Regions from separate parts of the Homo sapiens genome. Here regions 1, 2 and 4 are each linked to region 3. The links are chromatin contacts, found by Hi-C or POLR2A ChIA-PET in ENCODE. All regions are on one chromosome and are shown on one strand. Each heading gives the region's core, a stretch centred on a gene start or an enhancer-like site at or near the end of the contact. The rest is flanking DNA. Distances are from core to core; before and after follow the strand shown.

The links. Hi-C counts contacts between places; a loop is a spot of excess contacts on that map. ChIA-PET counts read pairs that join two places held with the same protein, here RNA polymerase II (POLR2A). Pooled maps may share reads with other maps.
Region 1: a pooled map shows a loop between it and region 3 (8-fold over the local background). The contact joins the promoter of PIK3C2B here to the promoter of ATP2B4 in region 3. A Hi-C loop is called at or near these places in 1 of 168 maps with a recorded cell type or tissue (naive thymus-derived CD4-positive, alpha-beta T cell) and 11 of 50 pooled maps. POLR2A ChIA-PET finds 5 or more read pairs at or near these places in 2 of 52 experiments (H1 and activated CD4-positive, alpha-beta T cell).
Region 2: a map of naive thymus-derived CD4-positive, alpha-beta T cell shows a loop between it and region 3 (13-fold over the local background). The contact joins the enhancer-like site here to the promoter of ATP2B4 in region 3. A Hi-C loop is called at or near these places in 1 of 168 maps with a recorded cell type or tissue (naive thymus-derived CD4-positive, alpha-beta T cell) and 6 of 50 pooled maps. POLR2A ChIA-PET finds 5 or more read pairs at or near these places in 2 of 52 experiments (WTC11 and activated B cell).
Region 4: a pooled map shows a loop between it and region 3 (4-fold over the local background). The contact joins the promoter of TMEM183A here to the promoter of ATP2B4 in region 3. A Hi-C loop is called at or near these places in 5 of 50 pooled maps. POLR2A ChIA-PET finds 5 or more read pairs at or near these places in 2 of 52 experiments (A549 and activated B cell).

What each region holds. Positions count from the first base shown.
Region 1 is chr1:204,493,472-204,496,171 of GRCh38, reverse strand. PIK3C2B (phosphatidylinositol-4-phosphate 3-kinase catalytic subunit type 2 beta) reads left to right here and starts at 1,367. Exons shown (of 33, transcript NM_001377334.1): 1 at 1,367-1,816. It overlaps LOC124904584 (translation initiation factor IF-2), which reads right to left. Exons shown (of 2, transcript XM_047439554.1): 2 at 440-1,996. The coding sequence ends at 976. RefSeq lists a silencer at 1,218-1,687 and enhancers at 1,788-1,917, 1,988-2,177.
Region 2 is chr1:204,362,293-204,364,992 of GRCh38, reverse strand. It overlaps a transcript of PLEKHA6 not described here. Among named protein-coding and RNA genes, the nearest start is that of PLEKHA6, 3.7 kb to the right of the region's middle. RefSeq lists an enhancer at 1,635-2,188. Within about 2 kb of position 1,337, at least 25 of the 41 ENCODE cell types and tissues checked have a DNase peak (open chromatin) inside an H3K27ac peak, as active enhancers do.
Region 3 is chr1:203,625,522-203,628,221 of GRCh38, reverse strand. It overlaps ATP2B4 (ATPase plasma membrane Ca2+ transporting 4), which reads right to left and starts at 1,390. Exons shown (of 21, transcript NM_001684.5): 1 at 1,003-1,390. RefSeq lists enhancers at 649-1,521, 1,522-2,396.
Region 4 is chr1:203,005,925-203,008,624 of GRCh38, reverse strand. TMEM183A (transmembrane protein 183A) reads right to left here and starts at 1,251. Exons shown (of 8, transcript NM_138391.6): 1 at 1,051-1,251; 2 at 762-851. The coding sequence starts at 1,159. It also overlaps the pseudogene MGAT4FP. RefSeq lists enhancers at 352-1,124, 1,125-1,899, 1,903-2,032, 2,674-2,700, a silencer at 943-1,192 and a cis regulatory region at 2,573-2,700.

The sequences.
Region 1 (2,700 bases), core at 118-2,617, 870 kb before region 3:
ACTCCGTCTCAAAAAAAAAAAAAAAAAAAAGAACCACCAGTGGCCCCTGTAACACTCTGTTCTCTCAGGCTCCTGAGCTTGACCTGATGACAGACACAGAGTAAGCTGTCATAAATATTTGTATGGTGAAGAAGTGCACGGACACGTTTTTTAACCCCTGTGGCTCCTGAGATCAGGAGTAGCATCATATACATTATGACATATGTGCAGACCAAGCTGCCTTCAGTTAATTATCAAGATGTTTCACCTACATTCTCTCCTTTGATCATTACGAAAGCGTGATAGGTGAGGACGCTATTCTTGATATTCAGAGGGTGAAGTGGAATACTGAAAGTCACAAGCATTGGGTACAGAAGGCACTGTAGGATCAGAAAGGGGAGTGATCCCTTTCCTCCCCATCATAAGAGTCACAGCCGACACTTCTATAACAAAAGACAAGTTAACCAGAGAAAAGCATAACAAATTTATTTAATCATGGTTTTACTTGAGAGGCTGAGGACCAGGTGTTAATCTTCATAGTCTGTCGAGAAAGAAAGAAGAAATGAGGGCAGTGGAGGAAAACACGATTCACGTTTTTAGGAAAATATACTTTGAGATTAGTGATCGTTGGTACTATGCAAACCAAATGCAAACGAGGAGCTGGCCAACTCATGGTTTCTTTTGGGTGGAGCCTTTAGGAAAATTCTTCCAGAGACCACTGCTGGAAGAAAGGTATTTAGAGTAGAAAATTTAAATATAACATATTGTATGAAAGGTTTTTTTTTTTTACTTTTTTTTCTCACTACCCTAGTTGGGTTGGAGGATCCTCTATCTCCCCTCCCTACTTAGGTTGACTGCTGTTTCCTGGATCGCAGCTCGGAAGATCCACCTGGGCGAATACAAAAACAAACGAGACTCCCCTTCCAGAAAGGGAGGAAGGAAGGAGACAGAAAGACGAATGACACTGAGCGTGTAAAGCCCGGAGACAGCCTCTCTCTACCCCAACCTAACCCTCAAGGTAGGGGATCCCCCGAACATCGCTACCGTAATTATGGTAGAAATTCCTGAAACGGATAACTGGACCTCAGCACCGTCATTTCTAGCAGAATGATTGAGCTTTCCTCTGACCCAAAGCCAAGGGGTTCCAGCAGGGGAAACTAACGACCATCCGCAAAAACCCTCACCCAAGTGGGGAGTGGAAATCCTGGCTCTTGGGTTGCAGAGCACAACTTGACGCCAGCGCGTTTCTCTTCCCCCACGCAATGGCAAGTGGGGCGGGAGTCGGAGGGGAGAGGAGGAGAGGAGAAGAGAAGAGGAGGGGGAAGGGGAGGGGAGAGGCGAAGGGCGGCCCGGGTTCCAGCAGCCGCCCCGCCCTCCGGCTCGCGGCGGATTCGGCGCTGCGGCTGGAGCCGGCGGCCGGGTGCCTGCCTGTCCAGGCAGGGTCTGGCCGAGCGTCGCGTCGCCGTGCAGTGCGCCGGGTGTCCGGGAGATGGCTTCCCCTCTCTCGCCCGCTGCTGCCGCTATTGTCTCACCCGGGGTGGCCTGACTCTGCGAGCTCGCGCACGCTCTCGGCGGAGAGCACCCCTCCCCACCCCCACAAGCTGGTCCTTGCGCCCTTTGCTGCCTCTCCCTCTGCCCCTTGGAGCCTAGGGTCTGTGCGGAGCCTGGAGAGGGGAGCGGCCCGGGAGCAGGCGGCGTGCGGCCGGCCAGCTCCTCTCGCGCTGGTGCAAGAGGCGCCTGGAGCCGCAGAGCGAGCCCGGGAGGCGCGGAGCGAGCAGCCCACGTCGCCAGGCACAAGACACGTCGGATGTTGCAGCAGAGCCAGCAGCTAGCGCAGGTAGGACACGCATCCTGCGGGTTGCATCGGCCCCAGCGTCTGTAAAGTGCCCCCAGAGTGGAGGCAGCCGAGGTCAGGGGGCTCTCCCTCCAACATGGCAACAGCGGAGGTGCAACAATGGAAGCAGCCGAGGGTTCCTGGCGGCGGGCTGAGCGGCGGACGCCGTGGGAGCCTGAGCTCCTGCCCGCCGGGCAGAGCAGGTTGCCCCTCACCCCACTCCACTCCACTCCAGCAGCTTCAGGGCCTCTGGGGCTCCAGGCACCCGCGTCCCCACCCCCTTCTCGCTAAACACACTTCCTGGCTCCCAGCTGCAGGGCGATCTGAACCAGTCAATGGCTTTGGGGTTTGTTTATTTAAGATAAGAAATAAAAAAAGCAAAACCTGTCCTGTGATGGGGTTAGTGCCTTCTGTGGACTGGGTGAGAAGTCGGCATCTAGCCTGGGGAATGTGTACGTTTCTTAGTCGGGCGGAGGGTAGAATTGGATTCTCCCTTATAAGGATACTGCAGCAAAAGGAGACTGAAAGCTTGAAAGAGGGAGAGGGACCCTCAGGCCTGAGTTCGCCGGTGCTGGGAGAAGGCGCTGCTCTCCTGGCCTATACTTGTCCCTCATTTTCAGCTCCCGACAGCGGTGACTTTGATGTTGGAGGAGCAATCGCAGCAGGAAGCACAAGCAAGGCTGCCAAGCTGGTGTGGGGTGGAGTAGGGTGGGGAGCCCAGGGGCTTGGCAGGCTTCTGGATTGTGGGAAGAGGTTACCAAATGTATGAGGTTAGTGCACACACCCTAGTTGGCTGATGTTGAAGTGTGTGTGTGTGTGTGTGTGTGTGTGTGTTTTCTGCCATTGCTCTTGCTCCTTCAGGCCTGCCTTTTCTCCTCTCCACCCGC
Region 2 (2,700 bases), core at 88-2,587, 740 kb before region 3:
AGCCCTGCCCATGATGTCACTTCTTCAGGGATGTGTCCGTGTATGGTAGTTATTTGCTTATACTTGTGTCATTTTCCACTAGATTAGTAACTCTCCAACTGGAGCGTGTATCACAATCACTGGAGGGTTTGTTGGAGCACAGATGGCTGGGCCCTACCCCTAGAGTTTCGGATTCAGAGGGTCTAGAATTTGCACTTCCAACACATTCTCAGGTTATGCTGCTGTGGCTGCTCTGGGGCCCACACTTCGAGAACCAGTAGCCTAGACTGAAAACTCATCAAGGGCAGGGGCAACACAGGGGGGTCGTAAAGTCCGGAGACACAGGCAATATTGTTTAATTATCAACCAGCCATGAATTCTGTGTTCACATACATTTCCAGACCTGGTGGTCATTCTGTATATCATAGCAGCAGCCGCCACTCTAGGAGCTAAGTGCTTTATGACATTATCTCATTTATTCCTCACCGCACCTTTATGAGGAGGTTCTATCATCCCGCTTTTAGCAAATAATGGGAAAACTGGTTCTTCGTATGTATTACTCAATGTCACAAAGCTTGTATTAATAGAAAGCAAGCGGGAAGGCGGCCTCATGTGTGCCTGATTTCACAGGCTTTGCTCTTAGCATGATGGCACGGCTGCTTCCCAGCATCCTTGGCACCTTGCTTGGACAAACGAAGTGCTCAGTAAGTTCTTGCTGAATGAGTGAGTGAATGAATGAACGACTGGCTCACCGTTCGTTCCTATTTTCACAGTTCCCACAAAGGTTTATGACATTTGGTTGGTGGATGAGTTAGAAACTCAAACGACTTCAGACATGGATTCCAAGTAATAATAAGAGCCAGACAACCGGAGGAGTTATTTTGTTTCTTTTAGTGTGGATGAGGGAGGGAAATTTCAATGAGCAAATATTGACATTTGCCCAGGAGCAGACAAATGTGTTAATTGTGTGTCAAAAAGCTCTTTCTTTCAGGGTATTTAGGAAGTGACTCTCATGGTATCCACAACAGACGTTTTGCTCGAGTGTGCGTGTGGTTTTGAAGGTGTCATTTACTGGGAAGAGTGGTGGGAGGAGGAGAGAACAAGCGAAAGGTTAAAACGTGGGAGAAACGCACTGCAAGCCTGTATGCACTTACCGCAAGAATCCACAAGAGGGCTCCAGAGCACACATGATGGCCCCACAAGGCTTTCAGGGGGTTTGCTCACAGCGTCTCCCCAGGCTGAAGGCGCCTTCTCGGAGGTGACAGGGCCACCTTTCCCATCCCCTGCCACCTCCCAGCCATAGTGGGTCTGGTAGCTGTCTTTCTGATGCTTAAAGATCTAGCTATGTAACACCCATTCCTGCCCAACAGGAAGTGTTCCCCCGCCCCCTTGTCTCCCTCCTCCGCGTTCCTGCGGAAGCCGCCGCCGGTGAAACTGGCCAGTTCTGTCCCCAAGGGTGCCTCTCTCCTTCCCCAAGGTTGACAGGGAGGGAGACGTGGCAGGACGCTTTCTGCAGAGCCACACCCCTGATAACCCGGTTCCCAAGCTGGGCCCCTGCGGCTCCTCCACCGAGGGAACCCCACCCAGCCGTTGGTCTTCCTTGTTCTGTTCTGGAAGCTTCCTCCAGGAAGGTGCGAGAATGTGCAGGCAGGCAGTCCACCCACGGCCCTGGCGCGCCTACGGGCTGCTCAGCGCTTCTTGAGGGGTTGCAGGGAGGCAGAGATCAGAAGCCCAGGTCTCTGCCCCGCGTGCTTCCAGGCTGGGCAGTGAGACCCCGGTGAGCCTCCAAGGCTGTGCTGGGTCTCTGGGATTCATCAGTACAGACCCCAACCCGAACTGCGAGACCCCGGAGGAGGGGCCCTGGGAGGGGCGGGGGAGCCACCAAAAGCAGTTCTGTTGTCTCCAGAAGGCAGACAGGACAGAGCACAGGAGTGCTGGGGCAGCAGTTCTGGTACAGTGACCCCACTAGCTCTAGGCTTAGAAAGGCAGATAACACCCCAGAACAGTAAAGAAGGAGGCGGCCGAGGAGAAAAGGTAGTGAATGTGCTGGGCTTCAAAGAAGCCCATTTGCAGGTGAGGAAAACAGGCTGGATAGTCAAGTAATTTGTTCAGTCAGTGAGTTACTCAGGGATGGAGCTGGGCTTCCAAGTCACACAGGTTATCGTTAGCCAGGCATGGTGGCTCACACCTGTAAGTCCCAGCAACTCAGTAGGCTGAGGCAGGAGGATTGCTTGAGCCTGGGAGATGGAGACCAATCTGGGCAACATAGCAAGACTCTGTCTGTAAAACAAACTAAAAAATTAGCTGCATGTGGTGGTGTGTACCTGCAGTACCAGCTACTTGGGAGGCTGAGGAGGGAGGATTGCTAAAGCCCAGGTAGAGGTGGAGGCTGCAGTGAGCTAGTTCATCCCACGGAGCTCCCTTTGCTGCCCCTAGTTGGCATGTTCTGCGAGGAAGAGAGACCCATGTGGATGCAGTTCCACTGAATGGGCAGTGAGCCAGTCAAGTTAGTGGCCACCAAGACTGTATGGTAGGGAGTGGGGATGGCACCAGAAAGGTGGGGAGGACCCGTGTGTTTGGAGACCATGAGTAGGTGCCTGGGAAGCTTGGACTTGATCCTCTGAGCAATGGGGACCAGTGATTGTAGAGCAGAGGAGAGACGGGATCGCAGAGGTGCTTTCTGTGGAATCCTCCCTCCCTCACGCCACCTCACGCCTTCCC
Region 3 (2,700 bases), core at 141-2,640:
AAAAGAAAGAGAGAAGGGAGAGCAGGAAGGACAATCCCAGTCTTAATTCCTAGCTCTTCAGCAAGCCAAGGCAGTGGCCCGAGACGCTCAGGGATCCTTCCACAGATGCCTGTGGCCCACCCCATCTGCCAAACACTCACCAGCCCCACAGTGTCCAGCCTCGACATCGGAAACTTTTCAATTCACCCTTCTCCTTCCTCCCCTTTGGGACCAGAGATGTGTGGGGCGGTGCCCTCGGAGACACTCATACAGTTGGTTCTGGACGCTCACACACACTCAAACAACAGCGGTACGAGGTAACTCCCAGCTTTTTCCACAGCTAATTATACATGTGAAAGTCTGAGGATGTTTTGCAAGCAGCACAGAGAAACTGCTGAGGTTTCTCTGCAAAGCTAAAGAAATTTAATTCGTGCACTCTCCTTCCCCACTCCTGCCAACTTCTCCCAGCCCACCTCCACCCCATGGCCCCAAAGTGCCCCTCTCCTAGTTCCCGCTGCAGCCCCTCTTTCTGCTGAAGATTTCTTTGGTTCCTTTTTTTTTTTTTTTTCCATCTCTCTTTTGGGCTTTCGAGAAAGGGAACAGACACGGAAAATATTTTTGCAACAGTTTTCCATCCTGCGTCTCATTCCCAAGCCAAGGGGGGAAGGGGAGGGCAGGAACGGAATGGGTTGAGGGAGGGGAGATAAATATTTTTTCCAAGAGCTCAATTTTGGTGTCAAAAAGAGAACCCTCCATTACCCTACCCCATAGCCCAGGAATGACAAGAACTAGGAAAAGAGAGATAAATCACTTGTTCGACTATATGGTTTCTCAGAACTGATAATAGGTAAAACAGTATTTGACAAATCTGTGCACACACACATATTTTAAAAAAAATCCTCCAAACCCAGTCGCATGAAATATTCTAGAAAGAGGAAAATCGGGGAGTTTTAGAAGCCATTGAGAGAAAAGAAAGAAACAAAGTTTGCAAATCACAAGTCAATTCATTCTCTGCAAGCCTACCTCTCTTTCTAGCAAAGATCCAGGTTTCTTCAGGCGGGACTCTCCCTCCGGGTTTCCATGGATGAGGGTAGGGTGGGGTGACCACCCACCAGTCTCCCCAGTGTGGCAACCAAGCTAGAGACGCTGGCTTTGCTCTCTTGCCTTTCTGGCTAAGGCCGGGGAGTGGGCTGGGTCTCCTCCCCCTGCCCCTCCAATGGGAAGGACCTCTCAGGTTCCTGAAAGAAAAAGGGTGCAGGAGAGCTGGGCGGGTGTCTCTGATCTTGCTCTCTTCGGAGGGATGGTGCCCCACGAAGTTCGTGCCCCCCCTCCCAGCCCCCAGCTTTGGACGATCTCAACAGCAGAGCTTTCTTAAGAAAATGCTTGTCATGGCAACAGCTCTAGCTAACTCGGGCCAGACTCTTGCTCACCAGCTCTCCCCAAGCAGTGCGGGAAGAGAGAGGGGAGGAGCAGGAGCTGGAACAGAGGTGGGACTTGGCGCGAGGCCAAACCATTACTCTACTGTTAAGGTGGCCCGATTCTTGCGGTTACTTCCTGGTTCGTCTTAAGGGGGAATGGGAAAAGAAAGGGAAGCAATCCTCTCCCCTGTCGGCTTTCTTCCCCGCCCTTGCTCTCACTTGTTGAATAGAAAGCTGAGTAGGGGTGGAGGAGGGGTGAGGGTGGAGGTGGGGAGTGGATGTGGGTGGCGGTATTCAACGGTTGCTGGGCGGAGGGGAAAAAAAAGGAAGCTTGGGCAGGCGGCTGGCTTCCTGCAGCTCCTACGGGCCTCTCAACCCCTTACTCACTTAGATCCAGGACCCAGAAACCCGAGGTGTCTGTGGACACTTGTATGTCCCCTCCTACCTTCCTGCTCCTGTCTGAATAGGGGGTTCCTTGGAGAAGGAGAATAAATTGTTTTGTAAACACACACACACACACACACACACACACACACACACACACACACACACCCGTCCTCCCCTACACCTTATATACAGGTCACATTTTGTTCCCTCTTGTCCCTGTACCCACCAGAGGTATACTGACAGTGCATGAAAATAGCTGCTTACTTTTGAGTCCTGCTATGCGTGGGCTATGACACCAAAAGCTTTGTCTATATGGTATCGTTTCTAGTCCTCATTTAATCTTGAAAGGTACTTATTATTAACCTCATTTCCTAGTTGAGGGAATTGAAGATTGAGTGTCTGGCCCAAGGTTATACATCCGGCTAATGACAGAGCCAACGATTCAAGACCAAGTCAGACAGACTCCAAAGCCCGAGTACTTTCCTGTACTTTGTATCATACTCCGGCACATATTTCCGTTTTAATTTGCACACACTCAGACATCCATGCACACTTATACACAGCCTGTAAACAGTTAATCACACCCCCATACCCACACACCCACTAGCATTGTGCAACAGTGCCACCCATAGATTTTGCATAGAACTTTATGGCTTTCAAGCACAAACATGCACCATCAGCTGGTTCACACAACATATCTTCATTGACTGACAGATTCCCACACCTACCTCAGCAAACACACTCATGTTTATATGCTTATGGAAGGCACATTGACATATGTCTCACAGGTTATAGCTATGAGCTATGCTGTGAAGAAGGTGACTGGCCACTACTTCCCAACCTTTTAAACAGAGGGTTGGGAAAAGGCCTCTTTGATCCTATCATTCTAACCCAACAGCTCACACCACCCCCTGTC
Region 4 (2,700 bases), core at 2-2,501, 620 kb after region 3:
AGAATGAGATGGCACACAGCTCCACCCAGAAATACAAACAACTTAGCCAAGGTATCAGCATCCATTCAGGAAAGGGGGGAAAAAAAACATCGTTGAGAGAGAAAGGTGAGAATCTGTCACCAAAAAAAATAAAGATTTTAGTATTTTAAATACAAAAAAAAAAAAAAAAAAGGAAAGCAATGGGCAAACTGACTCCAAAGTTGCAGAAACTCCTTTTTTCAGCCCTGAAGAAAAAAGGTGTGTACAATTTTTCCACTATAAACCCTGCAGGATAAAAGCTGATTTGTATTCTCATAAGGTCTACAGAGAAATGTTTGAGACAAATTGAATCCAATTTAATCCTGGTCCTGAGCTGGAGGCAGTAGGTGTCATAAAACACAAGTCTCAGACCCATGAGTAAACAGACTGAAAGCAAGAGAAACACCAGAAAAGGAAAAGAACACTCCAAGGTTATTAAACAAGGAAGCAAACTGCAGAGTAAAACATGTGAACTACAGCAAAGAGATTAATAACCAAGAAGAATGCAGTGGAAACTAAAAAGTATGCAAACATGTTTTTAAATGCAAAGAAAGAAAGAAAATATTTCTGCTACAGAAACTGCTACTCTTGACTAATCCTCCTCCACCCCAATATGTAAGTTAACACTAACGAAAGCAAACACGGTTACAGGAAGACGACTAAAGGACTGCAAGAAAAACAGAAATAAAATACCTAGTTCTGTCTTCGCGGCATGAGTCTTTAAAGGCTCGCGCAAAGCTTACCTTCCTGCTGAACAGCGTTGGCTACGGCTTTCTTGACTCGTCCAGACCTCACGACCGCCGGATCCGAGTTGGCGTAATCCGCCACGGTCACTGCAACACAGCACCAACCCTCAAGGAAGAGGCCTTCTCTCGTCAGCGTCTTCCCCGCCAACACCTCCTCCTCGCTGCAGGCCCCCGGACCGAGCCGCCCTCCAGCCGCGGGCACGCGAGCGCTCACCTCGGCACGGTCCAGCCCCCTCCCAGCCGCCAGCCCCCAAAATGTTTCAGCGCCCCTGCCCCCCTCGCCCACCTCGGCCGGAGCAGGCGTCGTGGGCCCGGAACTTGAGTCGCTTTCCTCTCTTGGGCATGGCGACCGTATCGGGGCGAGGCCTGCCTAGCGGGCCGGGCCCCCGGGCCATGTCTCCGGCCGGAGAGCCGGCCCCGGGAGCCGCAAGCCAGCTCCGCCCGGCTCCGCGGCCATCCCACACCGGAGGCCGCTAACTCTCGCGAGAACATAGGTCCGGGTTCCGAGTCGCGTTGTCGGACGACGCCTCTCCACGCGAACCAATCATCGCCAGGTGCAAGGATACGTCATCATCCGGCACCCGCGAATCAAGCTGGGTCCGGGTTCCAGGTGGAGAGAGAGCTGTTGTACTGGGTGGTGTCGCGTATCGCCGTACCTCGTGTGAGATGAATGGTGTCTCAGAACCATAGCCCACACCTGTGTTGATTAGAATTGAGAGTTTACATCCTGGTCTCCGGGATTCTTCTTAGTAACTCCTCTGTCCACACTCCAGGTCCACTTCAGCACCAAAATGCATATACACTGTCATCTTCGTGCTCTATCTCGGACCACAGAGACTGAGCGCCTGCTAGTCTAACATAGGTCTGTAAGAGTCTTCACTCTATTTTACGAAAGCTATAAATAAATTTCTGAATTCTCAAAATAGGAGAAGGAGTTCTTAAAAGCTTCCAATCGGCCGGGCGCGGTGGCTCACGCCCCTAATCCCAGTACTTTGGAAGGCCGAGGCGGGCGGATCACGAGGTCAGGAGATCGAGACCATCCTGGCTAACACGGTGAAACCCCGTCTCTACTAAAAATACAAAATATTAGCCGGGCGTGGTGGCGGGCGCCTGTAGTCCCAGCTACTCGGGAGGCTGAGGCGGAAGAATGGCATGAACCCGGGAGGCGGAGCTTGCAGTGAGCTGAGATCGGGTCACTGCACTCCAGCCTGGGCGACAGAGCAAGACTCCGTCTCAAAAAAAAAAAAGTTTCCAATCTATCACCATATAAGGTTAGCCGAGAGAAAGGACGAAAGAGAGACCCAAGGTCAGCCGAGGAAGTTTATTAACCTGACGGCTGCTCCACCACAGACAGAGGAGGCACCCCTGAGCTTACAAAATGAGGGGTTTATATGGGGGAGAGAGACCCTGGGGTTGTTTGCTGGTTAATTTTGCCACATATTAGCTTGTGACGTTTATTACAGGAGGGTGTAGGTAAAGTTTGTTTATGCTTCCCATCACCTTCCCCTGTGCGGTCCGGATGATTTGTAATTGGGGTTTGTTTATTGCAGCAAGGTCTGATAAGTGAAGTCTGCTGGCTTCATAAGGACTTAGAAGTGTAAAGAGGCTTGGGGGAAGGAGAAGAGTTGCAGAGCATTAGGGGGAGGAGTGAGCAGCACGGAGAGGTTTGGGGGAAGTGTCGGCAGTACCAAGAAGCTTTTTGGGGCAGTTTGTTCCTAACACACCATACCTCCAAAAAACTACTAGAAGCATCCATGAAAAACTATCGCAGAGGCAGGAAGGTCACTTGAGTCCAGGAGGTCAAGGCTGCAGTGGGCCATGATTGCGCCACTGCACTCCAGCCTGGGCTACAGAGCGATACCCTGCCTCAAAAAAAAAAAAAGGAGAAAAAGAAAAAATAACGTCTTTCCTTTGTATTGAGACAGAAGCGAGTCAC